2 separate regions of the Mus musculus genome follow, and region 1 is linked to region 2. Evidence: chromatin loops called from intact Hi-C (ENCODE). Cell type or tissue: left cerebral cortex. All regions are shown on one strand. Links, peaks and the distances in the headings refer to the core of each region. The heading gives the core; the rest is flanking DNA. Region 1 has its middle 19 kb from the start of Gm1587. Region 2 has its middle 36 kb from the start of Gm30467.

Region 1 (12,814 bases), core at 1,812-9,811, 74 kb before region 2:
CTTATTTGAATGGTTACCTATCTTCAGTAAAGCCTGCATTTCTCTGTTTCCTGTCCTTGCCTATTCTGCTCAATTGGGCTTTGTTGATATTGCAGTTTCTGTTTACGAGCTTAAATCTGAGAATAAGAAAGACCTTTTAAAAACACAATTACTGGACAGAGACTGTGCACTTCTGATGAACAGCTAAGGTGCGGGGGGGGGGGGGGGGGGATATGTAGGGCCAATTAGATCACAGTCTGCTCTGCCAATCTACAATACAATGTAAAAGGTGGACCGTGTGGTGCAGGGGAAAGAATGGTGACTGCAGCAGGCATTGTCACGTTTAGTTCAGCGCGTGCCCTGCACTTTGTTCGAACAACATTTAAAACGTTTCACTTGGTACTGAGTTTGACCACTGCAGGAAGGGTGCAGAATAGAATCATGCTTAAAATGCAAAGGCTCAAACTAAACAGAGAAAAATGCTTTTACGGGGCGACTTCTGCCTCCTACTTTTCTATGGACAAGGACATCCAAGAGTTGTGTTACTTATGATTACCCAGCAAGGCCATTAAAGATTGCGTGTCTATGTGGTTGTCATGGAAAACCTTGAATACAGATAATAGCTTTCTGCGATTGATCTTCAACGCCCTTCATAATTAGCTTAAAATAGTTTAATGATGTTTGTGGGAAGAGATGACTCACCCAGATCCTTAATGTCAAAATTTTCTGTGGCTCGGTTCACTTAGGGTGTGCTGCAGAGACCCCATTCCTGAGAACTGTTTGCAGGGAGGCTGCCCTGTCACCGTCACTGTGGGAAGTGTGTGCTGCTGTCTCCATCTCTTCCCTAGCTCCTCCCCGACACTGAGACACTGACCTCTGGCTGTGGGAGAGTTTGATGGAAGGTCTCTGCCTGTCAGCGTCCTCCTTCACTTCTAAGGAAACACTACCAAACAGCATCAGCTATCAGCACTAGGTCAGTATCATTCAGTTGTCAAAAACATGTTGTAAATTATGGGCCAAAATTTTATTAAATGGTAGTCACATACATTAGGAAATTAAAATCTCTGTGAGTATAATTTGTTAGCTGAAGTTTTTGAGCAGGTTCTCTGGCCTCCTTTTTATAGGTAGACTCTTAAGTGATATGGATCACAGCAACCTTACAGCCTCCGAGCAGAAGGGCTAGGTATGGTAGACAAGGGTAGAGAACTTTCTCTTTAATGCTGAGCAACGACCGTTCCCAGCCGAGTGCTTCTTGCTTCCTCTTATTGCTGCTGAGCAATTTTATATAAATAAAAAACCTTGCTCAATTGAAATGCAAGTTCATTAAGTCCTATTCAGTTCTCTTCCTGCCGCGATAACCTGACCCCCTGTGCTCGGGTCAGCAGCGTGGAGCCGCACCTTCAACCCTGAAATGTGAGCTGCCATCTCCTAAGAATCCACTGCATTTTCACAACCCCTTTTATTTATTCATTCATTCATGTATTTATTTGGTTTTAGATTAATTTTTATGTCTATGAATATTTTACCTGCAGGAAAGTATATGTATGTCTAGTGCCCAAGGAGATAAGACTGGACTGGAGTTATGGATGACTGTGAGCTACCATGCAGGTGATGGGAACCAAACTCGGGTCCTCTACAAAAGCAACAAGTGCTATTAATCCCTGAGCTATCTCTCCAGCCCCACAAACTAATATTATAATTATACCTTATATTTGCTAAACACCTATGCAAACATTCTACTACATTATCTTTTAATTTTTAGAGCTAACCTTAGGCATGGGTGTGACTTTTTTCCTCATACTACAGGTGGAGAAACAGGCTCTAGAGGAGCTTAAAATTCCTTTCAAGATGACATTTTTTTTCTTGAAAGGTGAGAGTGGGGTCTCAATGTAGTTTGTCTCAATCCTGAAGCAATGCACCAGGTATGTTGGAAGGAGTCAGATGATGGAGTTTGCATCATTCTAGCTTGTTCTTGTGACCTGGATCATGAGTGTGAAATAGGCTGATGTGTGGAAGAAGGTAGTTTCGAGCATCAGAAGCAATAGGTAACTGCCCCAAAGCTTGTAATGTTCTAATTGCACTTAGCAGTCTCAGCTGTAAGGTTGAACAGTGTGAGTTCCTCCAGCTCGGGGCTGGGGGAATCCCTGATGAGATTTCATTTGAAGCATTCTGGTGAAAGCACACACGAATTTTCAGAACTCAGAATAAAAGACATGTCACAAAAAGAAATCTGACTTTGGGCGAGAAAAGTAGTTCAGTAAATTAACAAACTAGGACTGAATTTATTGAAAGGAGCAGAGAGGCAAGGAGAAGAGCCACAGGGTTAGAGTGAGAACTGAAACCTGAAGAGAGCTTAGGCAGCTGGGTTCTTTTGTAGAGCTGTTAACGGTGGATTGGGGTGCAGATGTAGCTTGGTACTAGAGCCCCTCTGTAGCCGTGTGGAAGGTCCTGGGTCCAATCAATACTACAAACACAAAAAATAGTTACAATGTGGTTTTGATAACTGAGTTATATGCCCACGCCATGCTTTTATGCCAGAGTTAAAGTTGCATCTGCACACTGAGGAAGTTTTCTAGTAGACTCTACAGAGCATCAGCCACCAGTGGGAGACGGTCTTGAGATTAAACCCTTAACTGTCGGTAGCAGTGATAACCAAAGGATGAAATGGTTTCAGTATTCATAGCAAAAACATGAGCTCTTGAGAGTTAGGTGCACTTAATGGCTTAGTTACCATTCTGTTGCTATAAAGAGACACCGTGACCATAGCAACTCATGAAAGAAAACATTTCACTGAGGCTGGCTTACAGTTCATAGGTTTAGTCCATCGTGGTGACACGCGTGGTGGCCTGCAGGCTGACATGGTGCTGGAGAAGGAAGGAGCTGAGAGCTCTACACCCAGATCCACAGGCAGCAGGAAGAGAGGATGACACTGGGATTGGCATGGGCTTTTGAAACCCCATTGACACACTTCCTTCAGCAAGGCCACACTTCCCAATCCTTCCAAGTAGTACCACTCCCTGGTGACCAAGCATTCACTTCTCTGAGCCTGTGGGGGCCATTCTTATTCAGACCACCACACCTGTGCGCAGAAAGTGTATCCCATGGCTACTTCATTGACTTAGTCATGTCGTCTGGGTTACAGGGGCCTTTGCTCTTTGGCTCTGTGAATATGGATGTTCCAGATATGAGTTTGTAGGTGTTTATATTTTTGTTTCCATGCCTCTAGGGCAGAGTGAGATGACCTAATGTTTGTACTTGGTGGTGAGCTAGGAGAGTCTGTGCATTGCTGCCTCTCCTGGGCTGTTCTGAGATGTTGTACAGGGCAGTGTTGCAGAAGAGCAGCATGAACACACAGAAACAGCCTTCATAATTAACCCCACATGGGTCTGAAGTCGGCTCCGTTCACTGGCTTCCTGATACTTGGCTATTCAGGCTGTCTTCTCTAGCACACTTCTTGCTCACTTATAGACTGTATTCCTACCCCCCCCCACACACACACGTTACTAAACTATAAAGAAATAAAATGGAATGCCCTTACATTTGCCTTCCCTTAAACATCATAAAGGATAAACTGTACCATGCATCTATCTATATGGTTTTTCCCAATACAGTTAAAATAAAATCTTACTTGCCAAAATTGAATTTACACTCAATGTTTCTGTTGTAGAACTCTGGAAAAGTACCTTGTGTATTATATAATCCCATCTACATTGTGTGCTCTTTATTAAAAGACTGAGGCATTTATCTTTTTGAATTTCCCCACACTTCATGAGCCGCTCAGAACAGGTGCCCCTACAGACAACATATTGACGGGTTAATTCTAAAGGCAGCTATTGAAGCCAGGCAGCTTGCTACACTCCTGTAATCCTGGCACTCAGGATGCTGATGAAGATGAATTTTAAACCAGCCTAGACTACATAGCAAGGCCCCACCTGGAGGGGAAATAAATCCAAAACATGGGTAGTTTTTTAGAAGCTATTATTAAAACCTGGGTTTTATTTTCTTTTCATGTTAATAATCACGGGGTTAGGGGGAAGAGAAATCAGCCCAAGAATACTTTAAAATTTATAACTCTTCTTACAGTGTAGTGCAACCAAAATAAAGTATCTAGTCTTCTCAGGTATTTTTACCAGTTGTTAGCCCTCAGCACTTTGGACTACAGATGAAATTTCACACATAGGTGTGTGGTCACAGAAATGCTGACACAACTGAGCCGTCACCCCCAGAATGTATTAATAACTATGTCTACACAAGTAGATCTTGCCAAGAGAAGACGAGGGCAGCCACTCAGCTCTCAGCTGAGAGGAGTCTACACACGGCTGTTCTCTTCTTTGGCTTCCCTTTCTCTCTCCTCTCATGCCTGTGTGCATGCAAACATGCCTTGGCATGTATGTATTCTTTGCCTCTCAGACACATCCTTACAGTCACATTCACCATGGCCAGTTAGACCTGCAATGGGTCTATGTTACATAGCCTAGGAAGAAGGTCTCATTGGTGCCATAATGAGCACGTGTATTCACATCCATCAAAGAAGGGGGATGGATATTGTTGGGCTAACACGACATGAAGGGATAAAGTAGGAGCTTGACTTTGGACAGAAGAAATACGTTATTCACAGCAGTGTGATGAATTAAAAGCAGAGCACAGAAGCACATGGTGAGTATCTTTTATCTGACCATTCCTGGGATTTGTGTAAGGAACATCAATTTTCTGTGCAGATATTACCAAGATATGAAAGCATGTGGCAACCTGGCATGGGGGATGTTAATTATTAATGAAGAGGAAAATCAGAAGACTTAAAAACGGGTAAAAAGTGATAAAATTACTCATTTGAAAATTTTGTTCAAAATACATGTGAAGCAACATCTTCTTGCATGTACTAACAGAGCTCCATGGACACTGAATGTCACTCTGTTCCTTCTTACACTGACTTTTTTTTTTAACAAGGTGAAGATAGCTAAGGGCAGATGCTCAGATCTGTGTGGCTCAAATGCTCTCAGCCTGGTCCAGCTGCACCTCCAAGGCCTCTGAGTAGGGTCAGCAGGTCTGAGGGCCTTTGGGATTTAACAAGGTCATGGGAGTAGGAAATCTTTCCTTCACAGCCTAGTGGATGGTCACTCCTAAGGAATGAACAATCCAGGTGACAAATTGTCCCTTACCTTTACTGACCAAAAATATCTGGCTCTAAACACCCTGTTAGTAGAGGTCAGCAGTAGGTCAGAAGGTAATTGTTCCGAGCTTCACTCACGGGGACAGTAGGAATTGCTGTGGTATAAACTGGCCTAGGGGACAAATTGATCAACCAAAGGAGGTTTTGTAGATTTTTAGTGTTCCAGTTACTGACAAGGGTACTGACTCTGAACTGGATGAAATGCAGCACGGCTTCCCAGTAGAGTTTATGTCCCCCTTCCTCCCCCATCTCAACAGTCTCCTCCTGAGACGGTGTAGCCTAAGGGACATCATGAATCCATATTCTTGGCCTTCTTCAATGTGTTGTACTATTTCCCCCTGCATCCGTGGATAGATAGGCAGGCAAGCAGCCATGCGCGCGCGCACACGCGCGAACACACACACACACACACACTGGTGATGGTTCCTGCTGACCCACATGCGTGTTGCATCCTCTACCCAGCACAAATGGGTGCCTCATTTCACTTTCTGGCGTACCATTCACCTGCCTGCGGAGAGTGAGTGAGCCTGATGGGAATGACCTGCCTAGGAATAATTAGGGAGATAACATACCATGTTCTGGACTCCTTGAGAGGAGGTTAGAGTTTCTCTTGCTGTGATAAAAACACCATAACCATTAATAACTTGGGAAGGAAAGAGTTTATTTCAGCTTACAACACTCAAGTCACACTCCATTGCAGAGGAAAGTCAGGGCAAGAACTCAAACCAGGTAGGAACTAATGCAGATACCAGGGAGGAGTTCCTAACTGGCTTGCTCCTCATGGCATGCTCAGTCTGCTTTCTTACAGCATCCAGGACCACCAATCCAGAGTGGCATAGTCCACAATGTATTACAGGCCATTCTGGTGGAGGCATTTTTTTCTATTGAGGTTTCCTATTCCCAAGTGATTCTGGCTTGTGTCAAGTTGACATAAAACTAGCCTGCATCAGGAGGCACACTGTGTGCATCCTTGCGAGGCACAGCAGTGTTGGCTTCTGCATCTGCAGAATTGCTAGTGTGGAAGCATCCTCTCCTTATGTATATTCTCTGGCTCTGTTTGGCTACATAGTACAAACTGCCCTAGAGCTTTGGGTCTTCCTGCCAAAGCTTTTAGCATGCTGGGATTACAGGCATATCCTACCCCATCACACCTGATTCAGTTTCTGGTCCATGGGGAAGCAACTCACACAGAGCCTACTACAGAATTCTGGTTTGGGAATTTTCAGTTGTAGTTTGGGTTTAGAATTTTATTTCTAGCCAGTACTTCTCCATTTTGCAGGTGGCTGAGAAGTCTGTCTGTTTAAATCTACCCTGGCCACTACTGAAACATTGTGTGTTTGCTATTTGGAGTACCTTCCATGAGTTAGGCAACACCAAGCAGATGGTCCACGGTGTGTAGAGAGCTGTGTGGGCGCCATGCTGCAATCCTTCCACACCGATGGAATGAGGTTTTCTTTGCAGCCCAGCCAGTCAATTGTCTGACTGTACCTTGAACCCAATTAGCGAGTTTTCTCTGAGCCAGGTGGAAGCGGCAGGGTAGCATCTATAGATGCCTTGGCTCACTGTGGTGGGATCTGCTCGAGTACAGCTCTGCGGGAAGATGGTTTACACTTGACACAGACCTCTGTGGTCCTGCTTGCCCTGCATCAGGCAGGTATGCCCATAGGGATTGCCTCTTGGATGGGTGGGTGGGTTGGTGGGGTTATCTAGTCTTCTCTTCATACTGCTAATGTTTATGATGATGCATCTTGGGAAACTAAGCTCCCAGCCAAAGTGTGTTGGGAGTGCAGAGAGTACCGCCTTTATGTTCTTGTTCAGGCCCTTTCTGAAAGTTTGTAGGTCTAACTTAATTGAAAATTTGTACACAGTTTCTTCTCTCTGACCTCTCCCAGATCCCCACCCATACAATTTCATACTTTCTCTTTCTCTCTTTTATAAAACAAACAAAAAGGCAAACAAACCAGACTAAAACAATGAAAAAGCACAAGAAAAACATACATATAAACAAAGCCCCTAAAAATACAAATCAGAAACCAAAACTCTGGGGAGATTAAAAAACAAACAAAGCAATATGAGACAAAAGGAAAAAATCTGTAGGTCGCCAGTGAGTCTGTTTTGTGTGGCCATCCACTGCTGAGCATGGGGCTTACCCTTAAGTGTGGTCTGTGTACCCAGTGAGACCCCATTGGAGAAAATAATTTTTCCTTTGCAAGAGCTTATCAATTAGAGAGAGCTTCTTGGCTAGAAATGGGATATCATACCCACTTCCCCCTCTCAGTGCTAGGACTCTGGCTTGAACCCATGCAGGCCCCCTGTGGCCCAATAAAGATTATCTGAGGATTTTGTGTCCCATTTTGTAAAATAGATATGACTGACAGCCACTTTTCTCAAAGAACACACTGGAGTCTTGACCTTAAAGACTTGAAGACCTTGAGTCATCCGTCTCTGGAGCTCTGGTGCAGTTTGGCAAGACAAAGCCTAAACTGTTTAAATGAGATGCTCTTCTGTAGACAGTCCTGAGGAGTGTGTTCTTCGGAGTCTCTGGACTTATGTAAATCCCTGGTCACTCTCTGCTGACAGTGATCTTGAGGAAATTTTGTCAGCTGACTTATGGATCCCTGACATAATGACATGGACCTTAGGCAATTGTCTAAGACATTAAGGAGATGGGCTTCCCACCTGTGCACAGTTGCTTTTCCAAAACGACTCTTTTTCTCTACCACTCTTTAAGACGCCCCTGTACAGCTTCTTTTATATTGCAGATACTCTTCACATCTTACAACAACAGTAAGTAAATTTTAAAAGAATAATGTTATCAGTGAGTAACTCCAACATCCATTTCATAACTATCTCATATTTAGGGAAGCAACGATTGATCCCTTTAGTACATGTAAAGATGCAGGGCCTTGGGAAATGCCTGGAGACAAAGATGGCGATCTTCAGATCGGAAGTGACGACACCGTCGCAAAGAAACAGTCATCTTTTCTAAAATACCATTTTCCAGTGCTAATGGCCAGCTGAGAATGCCCGCTCACCAGCTGAATGCCAAGAGCCGCTTAATAACAATCAGGGGAAGCAGACAGTCATGGCTGTCAGTCACCGGGTGCCTAATGTGACTACCGTTGTTCATGTTCTTCTCGCTTTTATCCTAATGAGACTGGTAGCTATTTTTAACCTCATTTTATACAAGGTGGGGCTCAAGGGCCAAACTCCCTTTCACAAGTCACACAATCAATAAAGGCAGAGTGGGCTCTGTTCGCAGAGTCTAACCCCAAAGTCTCTCCGTTGTTTCCCAGGCCGGTGTCACACTCACCCCGATACCTCTCAGTTCCTGTGAGCCTCGCTCTCGCTTTACATTGGAAGCTGGTAATTTATTAAGCCTCCTCAAGGTAGTCATTTGTTCCAGCAGGAGCACAGTCAAGGACCTCCCTGCTTCGCACAGCATTTGTCACCTGTCACCTTACCTTTCGAACGCCAAGCAGGCATCCGCTGAGACAGACAGGAGTCACCTCTGTCACAGAAACCTGAGCGGTAACTGGAAGAAGACACTAGCTCTGAAGCCATCCGCGGGTGTGGCCTGATGTCTTTCCAGGCTTGCAGCAGCTCTCAAGTGCCTGATCGCTCCAAAATGATCAACACCGAATGAAAAGGAAAACTAGATCCTGGGTTTAAAAAATATATACACTTTTATGTCATTTCTCTTTGGGGATGGACAGAAGTTTGTTCATTTAGGCTCAGGAAACAGACTAACAAGGATTTCAATTCCTAGTCATATACTTGCTTATTGTGTGACTTTGGGTGAGTTACTTATGCTCTGAGCTCAACTTCCTTATGTATAGAGTAGACCTAAGATCCTCAACTCGGGATTTCTGTGAGGATGGGGGAAGTGCTACATGTGAACCATCAAATAGAGTCTGGCATGGGGCTGGCCCTCCACAGCCATGAGCACAGCTGATTCTCTTCCACTGAACAAGCGATTCTTGGCTGTTTCTTAGAACCATCTGGTTTAAAAATCCCAAAGCCAAGGCGGACTGTCCAGCTTTCTGGGGTGGGGCCAGGCACAAGCATCAATCAAAGCTTTATTGTTTCCCTGCCCAGCCTAGGTTAAGCAGCATTAGACTGGATTTGAGCCCAGGGCAAGCGTCTCTGCATGGGCTCCTTGGCAGCTTGGCTCCCAAGGTAGCTGGGCTTCAGATTGATGGGGAAAGTGAGAGGGAGCCCTCAACTGTCTTGGACAAGGCAGGCAGAGGGATCTCCAAGATCTATCAGATTAATCACTCTGGGACTTTCCCTTCTCCAATATTTTACCCAAGCAAGAACAGCCTAAAATAAAATGAGATGGGAGCCTAAAGCAACATCATACCCAAAGGTGAACAGATATTCGGAGAGGATTGGAACAAAGTCTACCCTGTACATGGAACTACGCAGGCAGCTTTAGTCAGGACACATCCCCAACCCCAGAGTGATCGGCTCTCTTCACTCGGGTTCCCTACATCACTCTCAGAGGATGGAGTATGGCCCTGGCCCAGTAGCATTAGGATCACAGGGGGCTGGTCCAAAATGCAGGATTTCATACCAAATACTCCCAAGTAAGCAGACCTACTGAGACAAACTCTAGCTGAAAGCCAGGCTCACACACTGTAAGATGGCTTCCAAGCGGTTTCCAGCATGCTCATTAAAAACTGCTAAGCACAGCCAGTGGAAATGAAGCAAGCTGGAGGGGCAGAGAACTACCTGATCTTTGAAAGGTTTGCTCAGTCACTCTGAAGTAGTTTCTTCATGTGTAAATTCGGGACAGAGTGATTTACCTTGATAATGGGCCATTGCAGAGGAAACAAAGCAAACTATTGTTTGGTGTAAGGGGAAATCATTTTTATTTTTTACTTGTCTCTTAACTACTGAATCTTAGCATCTCAGTTGATTCTGAATGTTAGTAGCATTTGTTAGCACCTGGTGTCTTTGTCGCCATAGAACAGCTGTTTGCACGCTACCTGAATGTTGCTGTGGAGGTCTCTAAGTAGCATCTGCACTCAAGTGCTTCAGACCACCGTTCTTCTGATTTTACTGCTAGCTCTTGATATTTAATGCATTAATAATGAGGCATGGGAAGCGTTTTAATTTTATGAAATTGTATTTTAAACTAATTGGTTTCCTTTGCAATTGTTATTATTTTGGGTATGCATTTAAAAACATTATTCTGAAATGTGATCCATAGACTCAGGGTACCAAAGAATCCCTTCTCGCTTTGTAAGTTTTCGTGATGATTAAATGCAGTCAGATGTGCCCAACACTTGGCAGAGACTCAGTAGCAGAGCCCTAATTCTCTTCAGCACTATGTGCCTTGCTTTTTCCCAAGACTGGCCAAAGGGCCCTCTAGGCTTCTTGGAGGTGGTGGGTAATATCAAAATTTACACTGTGCAGTCTTTTTTTTCCTGCAGGCATGTGTGTCTGTGTGTGTGTGAGTGTGTGTGTGTGTGTGTGTGTGTGTGTGTGTTTCAAGTTCTATTGAATGAATGAGAGTTGTTTGAGAACTTGTGGAGCCAGAGAGGGGAAGGAGGCTTTCCACTGAAGGTTCCTTTCTAGCAGTGCTGAGATCCAACCTGATGTTCTCATACACGCAGAGCAAGAACAGTGAACCACTGAGCTCCACCCCAGCCCTAAGAATCCATCCAATCAGAGCTGGTGAGAAGGACTCGGGCATCTGGCTGCCATACAGATGTGTGTGCTCCTGGGAAACCCAAGTGGAGAGGGAGGATTGAATGACTTCTGCTTCTTCTTAGGACAAGATGGTAGCAGAGGGGACAGAGGTACACATTTGCTGTCCTGGAATGCTGAACCCTGAGAAACGTGCGTTACTACATAGCCCCTTGCAGTGGTGGCATATCTAGCCTAATGTACTCACTGTTGGTTCTTGGATATAAACTCCTGAGAAACAGGAAATCCTGAGCTTAGATGAGAAGGGAAAACAAAATGAGAGTACTGAGTATGTTACGTTCATTCTGACTTAGCTTTTAAAGAGTCATTCTCATTCATCTTAATTCTATGTATGTACCTATGCAGGTACTTAAGGAGGTCAACTGCTCAACATGAGTGCTGGAAAGCAAACTCTATATACAGCTGAGTCATACCTCTAGCCCCAGTGCTGACTTCTTTCCCTCCCCTTTTTTTCAAGAAACTATCCTCCTCTCTCTCTCTCTCTCTCTCTCTCTCTCTCTCTCTCTCTCTCTCTCTCTCTCTCTGATTTATTTATTTATTTTATGCATATGAGTACATTGTAGCTGTCTTCAGACACACTAGAACAGGGCATCGGATCTCATTATAAATGGTTGTGAGGCACCATGTGGTTGCTGGGAATTGAACTCAGGACATCTGGAAGCAGTCAGTGCTCTTTTTTTTTTTTTTTTTTTCAGGTAGCACTTTTTAAAAATTTTTTTTATTAGGTATTTTCCTCATTTACATTTCCAATGCTATCCCGAAAGTCCCCCATACTCATCCCCCCCACTTCCCTACCTACCCACTCCCCCTTTTTGGCCCTGGCGTTCCCCTGTACTGGGGCATATAAAGTTTGCAAGTCCAATGGGCCTCTCTTTCCAGTGATGGCCAACTAGGCCATCTTTTGATAACTATGCAGCTAGAAACTCAGAGAGCTTCTCAATGCTGACTGTAATGTAAAGTATATAGAACCATCCTCTACTGCACACATAAGGGAATTGAGGCCTGGAGAGAGTAGGTCTGAGCTCAGCTAGTGAAGTCAACACTGATATCTAAAACAAAATCCCTGTCCCATACAAGAAACCCAGAGCTAGGCTCTTTAAAGCACAAGCCTAGGCTTCCCTCTCACAATGCTAGGCTCAGGAAAGAGGACTCCCCACTCCATAGGCCAAAAGAACTTCCCACCACCAAGGGCTCCCACAACGACAAGAGTCCCTCCCACAGGAAATTTCACATCATCCTGCATAGGGCCCATCAGGAAGACAAGGGAATCCTCAAGTAAAGGGCCCTCTGTTCTCAGCAGAATATTTGCAATAGTCTAGTTGGATCCCTGATGGGAGAGGCTGGTTCTAGCTGGGGCTCAGCATGTAGATCTGGTCAAGGACCACTTGAAGCCCATCTCTTGCTCCCTTCTGACCTGCAGTCCTGTTGAACTCATGAATCAGTCACCATGCAGAGTGAGGAACCTGCCTACAGCCTGAGAGATTGCATCTGGCACTTGTTTCCTTAGATCTGTACGCCTATATATGCCTCCTTTCCATCAGACAAAGAAGTGAAACTCTTCTGGCACCATTTGCTCTCCAGAAAGCTATGCTGGCTGCAAAATCCACCAAAGAGAATGGATTGATTTGGGTGATTTTTTTCTAGAGTGAACGAACAGACTTCAGAACTGCCCACAGTGAACTAAAGGGCCTGGCTACCATGCTAGGCCCACTTGTCAGAGAAGACAAGAGCCAAAGGGGGCAGAAGGCATGAAAACAGAACCAGCAGAGAGCCCACTAAGTTAGCTCCAGAGCCCTCTCCTGGCAGCCATGCTCTGCCAGGAAACCGGCAAGCACAGAAGGCAAAAATATGACCCACAGTCTTCTAAATTCGGGCATTTAAAGGCTCTCCTCCAAACTGTAGAGCAAAATTGATAGAAACTAGAATCAATGTTGGTTTTGTTTACGTGGC
Region 2 (12,814 bases), core at 3,290-11,289:
GTTGGATGTATCCCTGGAGGCAGGGATATAAACAGCTGTATAGATTCACATGCCCTTTGTTGGTCTTTTTTTCTTTAAACATCACTGGGTAAATGTGCAGCAAAAACTCAAGAAGGGTCTGAAAGATGCTCCGTCCATAAAGTGTTTCCTACACAAGCATGAGGTCTGAGTTCAGCTCTCCAACACCCATGTAAGCTACATGTGCTTTAATCCCATTTAGTTTTGGGGAGCTAGAGACAAGAGGACCTTCTCAATCAGCTTGTCTAGCTAACTCAGTGTGGCTCTGAGTTCAGCATGAGACCCAGTCTCAAGGAATAAAGTAGTGATTGAAAAGACACCCAGTGTTGACCTCTGATCTACACACACACACACACACACACACACACACATGACACATGCATGTGTACTAGAAAATGTGTACATATCCACAAACATGTACATTCACATATACACAGTTGCGCTGCATGTAAATTTTGGGAAACACATGGTGAGTATAACTCAAAATGGGCACAGGCCTGTCAGGCTGAACCAGTACACACAGAAATCTAAGATAAACAAGAGAACTTGAAACTGTGGGCTAAAAGCAAAGGTGTAAACTTCTCTAGGGCTAATGAAAACTCCTACATATGTATCTCAAATCCAGTCTTACAGGTTCAGAATCAATGAGATATGAAAGATGTCTTCAAAGCTTGGCATGGTAGTAAAATCCCTGTGTTAACGTGCTGCATTTATACGGCTCTGTCTTCAGCTTGTTAATAGACACAGAGACATCAGCCCCATTCCATCCCACAGTGATTAGACCAATGCTCTGCTCTCTATTTGCTTCAGCTTTAACGTTTGTGTATGTCAAATAGAAAAATAGTCACTGCTATGTAGGGCTTTCGATTAATGGTCTGAGGAATGATTGAAAGCCCTGGCTATACTTGCTCTAGTGAAAACATACAGGGTCCTTGCAATCTTACACACACACACACACACACACACACACACACACACACACGAGCATGAGATGTAGTTGAGATGCCATGAAATTCACTTTAGAAATTATACAAATTATGTAATTTGATTTCTAGTGTATTTATAAGGTATGGTAATAATTCTCACTAAGAGTGCTTTGCTTTGTTCAAGAAGAAACCCCATGCATACTAATGCCTTGCTTCCCCCTCCCGAAATCTCACAAATAGTAGGAAAGTTTCCAGTTTCCCACAAAGTGGTGGAGAGTTGTTGCTGTTTGTATCTTTGCTTATATTCTCCCAGGGAGGACAAACTGGGATCTCATTCTGATGTAATTTTCATTAGTTTAGTGATTAATGATGTTGAGCATCTTTTGATGTGCCTACTGGCCATCTGAGTGTCTTCTTTAATGGAGAACTATCTGGCAGATTGTGTCCATTTACAACAGGCTAGAGGAGTCAAAGGGAAATGGGTCTGTGCCGAAGAAATCAAGCATGTCAGGTAGCCTCAATTTATACCGTCACTTCATGACTGACAATGATCTCTTCAGAGTGCAGTATTTCAATGACCTAATTACCACCCTCTAGGTCGTACCTCTTTCACGCTCCATCTATTCTCATGTAGCTATATTGTAGGCTGAGCTTCCAACACACAAACCTTTAGGGACAAACTATATCCAATGCACAGTGATGTCTTTGGATTTACAAACATTTTTAGTTTTTTTTTTTTTTAGTTCCTTCTTTTTTTTTTTTCCATTTTTTATTAGGTATTTGGCTCATTTACATTTCCAATGCTATACCAAAAGTCCCCCACATTTTTAGTTTTGATGAAGCTTGGCACATCTCTTTCTTGGGTTCTTATGTTCTAGGTCTCCAATGCAAGGCCATGATGAGTTAATTAAAAAGCTTTTCATCACCAAGCACTCAAGCCTTTACTTTCTTTTGAAAAAACATGGTTTGAGTTAGAATGTGGTATGGGGTCCAAGTTTCCCTTTGTGCCTGTGCATCTTCAGCTCACCACTGTTGAAAAGACCATTTTCCTACTGAGTGATTTCATGTCATTTGTGTACACTCTGATGTATTGTGTCCTGCCATGTGTTTGCTTTGGGATCAATTTGGTTTTCTTTGTCTATTTTCTTAAAGGGAATGTTTTGGCTATTGAGCTTCAATCTTTCTTCTTTTTACAGTTTTGCCATTTTCCTTTGAGCATAATTCACAAGATCTTCTCTAAGCGTTAATACCTTGGGTTTTATCTTGTCTTATTTTCAGACAACTCTAAATATTTTCTAATTTTTTTAATGTCCTTTTCCTTGTCCCATTTGTTATTTGGGACTATGGTGTTTCATCTCTGCGTGCTTGTGAATATCCGAGAATTCCCCTATAGATTTTTAGTTTTACTCCATTGTGGTCATAGAATACACTTTGTCTGATTTCAGTCCTTCTAAATATATTATGATTGATTTTTATGGCCTAGTGTATGTTGTCTTTAGCAGAAGGCTTGATGCACATTGGCAAATAATTTTCTTTCTGTAAGTATCTCTGTGGTATGCTCATTTAGAATCTTCTGGGTGTATGGCCAGGAATGGCACAGCTAGGACATATGCTTGCTCTATTTTTAGTTTCTTAGCAACATCCACTCTGGTCTTCACTGTGGATACAGCAGTTTACACTTCCACTTGAAGTGAAAAAAAGTTTCTCTTTCTCTACATCCTTGCCAGCATTTGTTGCTTTTTTAAATTTTATATTTTATTTGAGTGTATGTCCATGCATGTGGACACACATGTTATTGGGTGCACTTGGAAGTCAAAAGACAACTTTTAGGAGTCAGTCTTTTTCCTTCTACTCTGAGTTCTAGGGACTATACTCCGGTTGTCAGGCTTGTATAGGAAGCACCCACTGAACCATCGCACTGGCTCTAGTGTCAAATGTTTTGTATTAAAATTGGTGGACATAATTTGTGGCTCTGGGTTGCATTATCTTCTTGCAAAGATGATCCGTTGCTTCTGGGAAGCACTTAGACTAAAGGAGCTGGTTTTATTAACCCAGCCAAGCTGTCTAAAAGTATTAAAATGTGTGGTGTGTTTCTGTTTTACTATACTCTTGGCTCCCAGTTCTGAAAGCCTAGGGAAGTTCCCAGGGTACCTCCTCATAGCTTTGACCTCTCATGAACCTGCTGATATTTTTCCTGGCATTTCAGACTCTTCACTTCCATGTTCATTTTAACACCAGGAAGAACCAAAGATATATGTCATAAAATATAAGGCTCTAAATGCTACATTTATATATTTTTGTTCTTTCCTTTTCTGAATCTTTGCATCCACCAAATATTTTCTTATTAGGTTTTAGGCCTTTAAAACTACTTCTTTTAATGTAGTCATGCAGATTTTCTGGTACTTCTCAGGTAGAAGGTCTCTCTGAAACAATCTAATAAGCCAATGTGGGAAGCAGTAGTCTATTTACAGAAGACTTACTTTCTTTATTTTACATTAAAGAGTAAGACATGAATGAGTGTAGGAAACCACATAGAACCTAAAGGATAGAAGACTCCTCAGCACCCAGATATAGCTCTCTCTTGTGAGGCTATGCCAGGGCCTAGCAAACACAGAAGTGGATGATCACAGTCAGCTATTGGATGGGTCACACGGCCCCCAATGGAGGAGCTAGAGAAATTACCCAAGGAGCTAAAGGGAACTGCAACCCTATAGGTGGAACAACAATATGAACTAACCAGTACCCGGGAGCTCTTGTCTTTAGCTGCATATGTATCAAAAGATGGCCTAGTCGGTCATCACTGCAAAGAGAGGCCCATTGGACTTGCAAACTTTATATGCCCCAGTACAGGGGAACACCAGAGCCAAAAAGGGGCAGTGGGTGGGTAGGGGATTGGGGGGGTGGATATGGGGGACCTTTGGGATAGCATTGAAAATGTAAACGAGGAAAATACCTAATAAAAAAAAAGAAAAAAAAAAAAGAAGACTCCTCAGCAATCTCTGCGTCTTCCTTGTTTTCTAAGGAGCAATCAGCTGCGTGATTCCAGTTGTCTTTCATGGTTGGCAAAGGCTTTAAACATTGCTCATTTAGTGGTCTTCAGATATTTAGTGATTGAAACAATACTTTTCCTAAAGGACAAAAATCATTTTATTTGAAGGTTGGGATACAGCTCAATGGTAGAGGGCGTGCCTCGAATGCTTGGGGCCCTAATTTCAATCCTCTCTATGTTTAAATAAATGTTTGTAAATGTATACATTTTTGATTGACAAACATAAACTGTTTTACTGACAGTTCAATGTGATATTTTCACACATGCATGTAGCACAACCTAATGAAATCCCTCCCCCTCCCCCCTCCTCCTTCTTCTTCTTTCTTGTCCTATGCGCCCTCCCTTCTACCCTGCAGTAATCACTATGTCACATTCATTTGTATGGTTTTGAGGTTCTGTATGTGAGGGAGAATATACAATATGAGTCTTTCTGTATGTGTAAAATTTCACATAATGCAATGCCCTCCAATCCATTCATTTTGTGGCAAATGAGAGACTTTCATTTTCTCTAGAGTTGAAGAACTCTCTTTTGTTCATCCACACTACATTTTATTTGCCTATTTGTCCATTCATCCATTAGAGTTTGATTTCATGTCTTAAATCAATCTCTCTATAAAATTATATATATATGATTTCTCATAGTGAAAAGATTGCCTACAACCAGGTTTTATTAATGAACAATTCATTTTGAGAAAAAAGATCTGGACAATATTAGGAAAATTCTTTCCTTGAATTTCAAATCGCCTTTCACAAGAACCGATGTTTTCCTCCTTATACTGTGTATAAGGTGGCAAGTCACTTAGGAGTATGTGACTGAGGTGGCATTGCCACATGGGATGTCTTATTCACCTTGAATTGATTGTCACCTTGTCCTACATATGGATACACTGTCTCTGAAATGTTGGTGACGTCACCTTGCTATCCCAGCTGAACCCACCTCCATGCCCTGCTTTCTTTCTGAGCTTTGTTTCTAAAAGCTGCAAGCTCATTTTGTTTATTGCTTTAGAGATGGATGTTCTGGGACCTTTGTTGAGTTTTTCATTGTTCCTCTTAGCTACTCCTTCTCCTGATATCCCTGGAACCCTAAATTCTACTGCAATGCAGTAAAATGGTCTGTTTTCATATTTAAGCATTGACCTGCAAAAGTAGACCTTCTTAATACAGCTGGGGAGGGGGTGTCTGCTACCCTGAAATGTAGTTCAAAAGCATATTTCAATTTTAGTTGAAAGCTCTTTTTATATGTATTCCCCCAAAGCACCTTAACTGAAATCACATCCCATATTAGAGCTTTATGTACGGGCCGATGTCTCCTGCTTCCAGTATACCAATAAAATCATGTATTTCGATTTAACCTCAATCTGCCTGTGTTTAAAACATAAAGCTAAGGTTAAGGCTTTTGCTGATAGCAACCCTACCTAGGCATCTCCATTTCTAGATAAAACCTTTCACAGAGAATGTTTTATTGGCCCCACTGCTCACCCCTGCCTCATATACCAGTATAATACCAGGCTGAAGACATACTCAAGACGCATATATGCTCTAGCTTTTTAATTTTCTGAGCCTTTGTGGAATTACTTGGGTAGGCTTGGTTTCTGGGATTCCTCCCTGCTTTAGTGTCTCAAAACCATAGAGACCAAGAGCTGTTAGGAACAGCTGCTTGGAGCTGCTGCCTCTTGCTTCTTGGGGCTCAGTCTACCTCTCTGCCTGTGTCTCAGAGGAAGAGGAAGGGGTGAATGTAGAAAGCACAAGCTCCTTGAGCTCACAGATGAACACCAGTGCAATCAGGAATGGTAAGCACACCTTGTGGTCTCTTCAAAGGAAGAGATGTATAACCTCTTTTCCACCCAGAAGGCTGGGATCGGATGGAGTTAATGGCGTGGTGACATTTGCACTATCTGTAGGGTCAGGGTGTATCTGGCTCCCCCAGACTCTTCAAACAGGACCACAAGTGGTTCTAGCTTGGTAACCTTAGCACTATCTGTACCACCAAAGCCATACTAGATCTTCTCCTTGGCCCTTAAGATGTCTCATGTAGACTATCTATAGAGCTCATCTTTATGGAAGAGGTGACATGCACTTTGAAAAATGTTTCAATGTAATTATGCATAAGCTTTATGGTGCACATGGGATTGTGTTACATCAGGCAACTTCTTTCCAAATTGCACTGTACTAAATAAAATAAAATAAAATAAAATAAAATAAAATAAATAAAATAAAACCAACCAACAAACCAACAAGCCCGTGTCAGACTCTCGAAGTTTGAACCAACACCATACAATGAGGCATGATGAACATCTTGCTTCACATGGATTGACACTCTTCTGGTTGTAGTGTTTGCAGAGACCCATCACAGTCGAGGCCTGCAGGCAGGAAAGTATCGGCTTGGCAGTTTCTGGAGGGACTCTGTCCTGTGGTCTATCTGGGGGAAGAACAGCCCAGGGAAACCAGCCTACTACTACTAGCTTAGGAATTAGTTTGTTCTAAATCTGTACACCCCTCTGTTGGGTGAGGAGAGAAGACACATTCTTTTTTTTGTGGTGTTCTTCCAATTCTGGAGTCACACACCAACTGGCCTCCTTAACACCCCCTGCTCATTAGTTTATGCTGTATAGGCCCAGGTTTCCACCAGCTTAACACAGCGCATGTCAACCATCTTGCTCACACTGGCCCTTTTTAGCTACACAGTATGAAATGTTTTTTTTTTTAAACTTCTCTTTTTATTTATAAAGTGACACCTTACATTCAGAAGCCATATGTAATGTTCATGCCAGAAAAATTCCAAGATTTGTCCTCTGCTCATGTAGAAAAGCAACAATTGGATTGCGATGCTACAGCACCTGTGAAGTACTGTCTGGATGAGTTATCCAGCTGGCACTCTGATGACTCAGTTCTAAGCATTATGTTCATACTTAGACTTTACAGTGATTTCTCACGTTAGCTAAAGATGTGTAAGTCTTTCGGAGAACCCTACTTTGGGGGATCAGGAATGATCTATTATATTGTTTGATCCTCAACAATGAGACAGAGCGATAATTATGGACTCAGGGACCTTGTTGTTTGGAATACTTTTCCTCTTACCAGAAAAGACTCCAGGGAGAAACTTGGCTGTGTTCAGAGTTTGATGCATCAAGTCAGGCCTCAGGTTAAGCTTGGGCCTCACTGCTGGGCTTGGGGAATGTCGGGTTGCTCTGGAGAGCTGGAAGAACCAGACCTGGCAGTCTGTGGTCTCCCTGGAGGAAGAACTCAAGCCATGTGCAGCTCGGACAGATGTGTGAATTGTTCTTAAACATTTTAGAGCTAAGCCATAGATCTACCACCTCGTCTCCATCACTTTTCTGATTCTATGGTGAAAAAAAGGAAGCAAAACAAAAGCATGGCCAAATTACAGAAGAAAAACTATTTATCTGAGTTTATCATTCCAGAGGGGTGCATCCCCTCTGGAATGACATGGGCCCATGCTATAAAACTCAAAGTACTTCCAATAATATACTTTCTTCCAATAATGTACTTTCTCCATTGAGATTCGACCACCTAAAGTTCTATAACCTTTGAAGATAGCACCACCAACAGGGAAGAAGTATTCTGATATATGAACCCATGGGGGACATTCTCATCTAAACTATCACACACCTTCTAATGTGGTCAGAACCCAGCATCCTCTCATTAGATCCATTAGCACCATTCCAAAAAAGTCATTGCCGTGGACAATTCCCCTGGCCGGCTGGCTAGAAGCTCCCTTCCCCATGGCCTTCTCTAGTACCTCGGCCAAAGAAATTCAAATGAGAATGAGAAACTTTTCCAGTAACTCCTCTAGTATTTTCCATATCCTTCAGGGCCAACTTCAAAGTTCCTCAGCATCCTATGTGATCTAGCCTAAGGCTTGGCTGACTTCATGTGTGGCTTCTCTCTTCCTTGCTCACTTTCTGGAGTAGTGTCAGCTTTAATATTAGACTAAGGACTCTCCATCTCAGCGTTACCCATGTCTTAGGCTAACTGTAACATTCTATACTGCATTTTCTGAGGAACACCTCAACACCTCAACTCTGTACCATCAGTCAGGAAAGGGAAGCGAAAAGGGATTGGAAATTTTCGTGCATTTTCTTTTAGAGTTATTACTCAAACATAATTTTGGGATTCTCCTCTTCAAGCACCGCCCCACCACCCCTCCCCCACCCCCATTGATTAAGATGGATAGGAAAGAAATTAAAATGGTTAAATGGGAGACGTACATATGTTTTCAAAGATATAATAAAGACATTTGAGCTATTTAATCGTCTTAGAAAGAACTGACGGTGTTAACATTAAGAAGTTGTGCTCCGTACCCACAAAGGAACAGGGTAGCCTTAGGCAAGCTATCAGGAAGCCAAAGCGGATGCAAATAACTAGAAGCTTCATAATCCATTGCCAAGGGAGGCTAAGAGGTTTCTCAAGAGACTCAGCACTTCTGACTGGAGATGGGAAGTTGGAAATGACACTGCAGGAGCCTGGGGTGGTCTTGTGATTTGAAAAGCTAAGTGTAGCATCTTTTTTATTTTAAATTAATCAGCTAATAAAAGTTCTAAACCTGTCTGTTGTATTGTGTCTGCGCCCCTTCATACCCTTCTGTCCCCCTTGTCATACTTCTTTCTATGAGTCCTCTTTGTCCCTAGACAGTTTTATTTTCTATGTTCAAGCCATACATGAGCTTCTGTGTTTCTATAAAATCAAGGAGCCACAAATGAGAGACATTTCATTGGTCTTTCTGAGATAATCATATTAAATGAATCAGGGGTAACTGACTCTTGTATTCTCTAGCATAGATTCATGTAGCACCTAGTTTACAAGAAAGATTGGTTATGTCTCAGCAGACAGCTGAGCTCTGGGGAGAAGCCTCGACTCACTCTTACATGCAAAAATAGAGGAGACACTTTAGTTGGCCTTACAGAGCCTAGTGACCTGCCATTGTCTTATGCCTCCATCGTTCCTTATGATCTGAGTGGAAATGCTGGCCTCAAGCCGGTCTGCATAGGCTCATATTTCCCTGTGGCCTGCTCTTTCCCACATCTTTCTGTGGATCATGCCTATTCATGTATCAGATCAATTAAATAATTAACTATACTAGTATTTATTTTAAATGGAACTATAAAGTCCTCAAGGGCAAAATTACAGTGTTCTCTTCCTATATCTGCAGGACCTGGCTCAGTATCTGACACCCCAAACAGCAAATGTGTGTTGGCTGAAAGACTTCAAGAAACAGAATTGCAGGACTTCTTCACTCGGCCTGGCCATGATAAGAGTGTATGGGTCTGCTTTATTCTTAGCAAACCACCAATCTCTTGGCCCATGTCTTCTCCCATCCTGGGTCTTCACACATCCTGGGTCACGACTTAGTTTTCAGTAGACTGTTAGTTACTTTCTCCCCAGATAAGCAACTGGCTTAACAATGACTGGGCTCTTCTGATAGGTGCTGATATTGGAAATGACACAGTCGACAAGAAATTTCGATCTAGGAACCTCCAAAACTGGGTCACATGCAAGATGGGGATGGGTGGGTGGAAAGGAAATTTTTGCTGTACTGTGAGTAGAGAGAGAGTGTACCAGAGATGTTTTCAAATGGAAAACTGTGGTGTATGCAAATACATATCTCAAAAGTGTGTGTTGTGCAACTCAGGGCCTTGCAGGGTTGGTTTGTGGTTGGTTGGTTGGTTATTTGGTTCATTAGTTGTTTCCTTCTATTTTATTTTGACTTGTGAAATGTCTAACAAAATCGTACGTTTCTTGCCTGTAGGGCTTATTTGGGTCATAATAGATCATATGTATTTGATGCCCCCAGCGTAGTATCTACATTGTAGTTCATTTCATTCTGGGCTTTCCCAGGAATAGATGCATTAGCATGTGGTCTCCCAGATCTTCATCCAGTTTAGTTGTGGAGCCTCCTGAGAGTCAGTCCTCATACAGATTAACTCACTTAAAGTCAGCTGAATACTCACACATGTCATCTGGCCTGGCTTCACCATCATGGCCAAGCATGGTAGGCTGATGGGAAAAGAGTCTAAGGCCTTTTCTTTTCTCTCTCTCTCTCTCTCTCTCTCTCTCTCTCTCTCTCTCTCTCTCTCTCTCTTTCTTTCTTTCTTTTTTAGTTTTCTTCTCCCTCTTGCCCCTTCCTCTGTTGCTACCTCAAGGTTTCTTTTTCTAATGATGACTCCTTCACTCCTTTGTCCTCCTTGGCCCTTGATTTGTCCATTTCCCACTTCTCTCTTCCCTCCCTCCCTTCTGTGATCAAGGATGTCTGGGTTGTTAGTTGCACACAGACACCTTGCCCAGAGGCCCATGAGAGCAGAAGTCCAGCCTGAACTGTGATAGGAGCTGTGTGCACTGCTGTGGGGTTTCATCTTTCCAGAGGAAGCATCTTTTTCTAACTCACACAAAAACCTTTTAGGGGCATCCTTGCTCCCTAAAATTCAGTTCTCAGGATGAACAATCATTTTTAATTTTTTTCTTGTGTTTCTTCTGAAACTCTGTTGGAACCCCCTTTGCATACTGACCAGTCTGGGCAGGCTAGAATCACACAGGCAACAATATCAGGAGCACGACATTTTAAAAAGGAGTGCTGTGGGATTCTATGGTTCTTGTTTCTGCTGATTGTTTTCTTCGCTCATGCCTCTTTTGAATAGGAACGCTAACCTTTCAGCCATTGCTCTTGGATGTTTAACTCGAATGTTCTCAGTTGTCTTAAACAACTAAATTCCCCAAAGTTTGTTGATCCACCAGTAGCGAACACAATGTTTACCTAACAGTGGTGTTTGTCCAGTAATCTCTGTTTGGGAATACTGAAGGAAAAGAACTCTGCATCTGCCAGCTGTCTGATAGTCAGAGAATAATAGACTGGGATGTTCAAGTTCTAGAAATGCTTTTGAAATTGGGGAGCATTTCTGATTTTCCACTACATTGGTGGCACCTCACTTTTAGCATACAATATTATTATATAACATAGTATAATATATATTATGTTATATACTATATTATATTCTAAATTATATGTTATGTGTTATATGTTATATATTATATTATATATTAATTTATTATGTGCCAAAGTGAGTTGCCATATATGTATATTTTTTTAAAGATGAACTTTAAGAGTATCAAATCCCTAAGTAGATAGGTAAGTGAATAAGGCTATTCAGGGAATTCTACTTAGTATTAAAAGTAGCCATTGCATCAGTTCAAAATAAGCACTAACTGTTGGATATTCAGCTTACCCAGGTTGCAGATATGCCTGTGAGCTACAAGAAACAGGAACACTCACTCCCAAGGATAACCAAGCCACAAAGCATGAAGAACAACAGGGAACTAGAGAAGCTGGAAAGCAGAACAGTACCAGGAAAAGAGGTCTGGTGATCGGAAGGTAGAAGGGATAGTTTGTCCCCTGCTGCTTTAGCATCTTAGTAGCAGAGCCTTCTGTCTGCCTCTCTGATTGCTTGGCTGACATATACTCTCCTCCCATCTCATACCTCTGCATGGTGCCTGGTCATAGGGATCCTCTCAGTGTAGATAACTCTGGTGGTTTTCTCTGTGACTTTCAAGCAGGCTAAGACTGGATAGGCTGACTATGTCTAGCAGTGGCCTCTCACCAATGGCTGAGTCCTAGTGACATCAGGCTCAGAGTCCTCTCAATAGTCAGCTCCTCAGATTGGGACCAAAAGGAACAGGCATTTGAGACTTGCTAGAAGTGGTCAGAATCCATGATTTACTCTCTTTCTGTCTTTTAAATATCAAATTGGAGTTGTTAAGTGGAAGCCAGAGGTTAACATTAGGCATCTTCCTCAATCAGTCTCTACCTTATGTTTTGAGATAGTCTCTCACTGAATCTTGAACTCAGCAATTTGTCTTGTGTGACAGAAACCCTTCTGTCTCCGTACCACTGGGATTATAGGTATGTAGTGCAGTGCTCCACTTTTGGTCTGTTGGTGCTAGGCATTGAACTCAGGTCTTCAGACTTGCACAGCAAGCACTTTACCTAGCCCAGGGAATAAGAGCTCTATGCTTCAAACAAATATGTCATGACTCTGAAACACATGACAGAAAAGGGAAGGGACCAGATGGGCTAGTGAGAGGGCATGTCAACATGGCACTCACCCAATTCCTGGGTGCTGGACTCAGCTGTGATTCTTTCAGTGTCATTGACTCATTGAGAAGTCATTAGAGATTGTTGAAAAGTACCAAATAATGTGCCACACTGAGTGGTTTTTGTTTTTATTTAAATCAAAGTTTTGGATGTTTTAGAGAAAATGTCAAGGAAACAGCCAGTAGAGATGGGCTGAAATCCCTTGATGCTATGAAAGAAGAACCTTGTAAAACTGTGCAGTCCTGGTGGGCTGTCTGATAATTGCAGAGACATGGAAGAGATAATAAGTAAGGCTGTCAAATGTGAGATTTGATGAGGATCGTCACCCTCTCTGTAGGATTGTGTCACAGTTACCAAGTGCCTCACACCTGTGCTGGGTGCCATCGGCTCCATGGTGAGCTCCTTTCTACACGCTTACACAATTTCAAAGGCAGTGACCAGAAGGGAAGGCTCGCCCTTTCTCCCGCCTACCCACAGCTGGCTCATTCTCTGCCAACATGAAGAACCAACGAGTTGAATCTGTTTTGAGCATGTCACCATGAGTTCAGATTCTGATTCCATTGTGGGGACTTGGCAAGCCCTAGTGTCCTGCCTGAGTATTGGCAGGAGTGGAGGAGCAAGCAGAGGATATCCAGGTCACTGTCCTTGTCTCCCTTGGTCTGTCCCTTTAAGCAAGGACTCTGTCACTGATGTCATCAATCTTGCACATTTCATAAA

What was found. A loop is a pair of places that touch in the nucleus more often than their neighbours do. Peaks named below come from ENCODE experiments on the same cell type or tissue, not always from the same donor. Only the 100,000 strongest peaks of a DNase experiment are listed, where the experiment ranks them.
Region 1: a loop joins it to region 2, with 2.3 times the contacts of the local background. A loop is called at or near these places in 3 of 42 quality-filtered maps.

The regions. Positions count from the first base shown.
Region 1 is chr14:77,811,488-77,824,301 of GRCm38, reverse strand. No RefSeq gene overlaps it. Among named protein-coding and RNA genes, the nearest start is that of Gm1587, 19 kb to the right of the region's middle. In left cerebral cortex, for the core only: no CTCF peak of the experiment used is centred there; a DNase peak (open chromatin) is centred at 6,530.
Region 2 is chr14:77,738,863-77,751,676 of GRCm38, reverse strand. No RefSeq gene overlaps it. Among named protein-coding and RNA genes, the nearest start is that of Gm30467, 36 kb to the left of the region's middle. In left cerebral cortex, for the core only: no CTCF peak of the experiment used is centred there; DNase peaks (open chromatin) are centred at 6,635 and 6,793.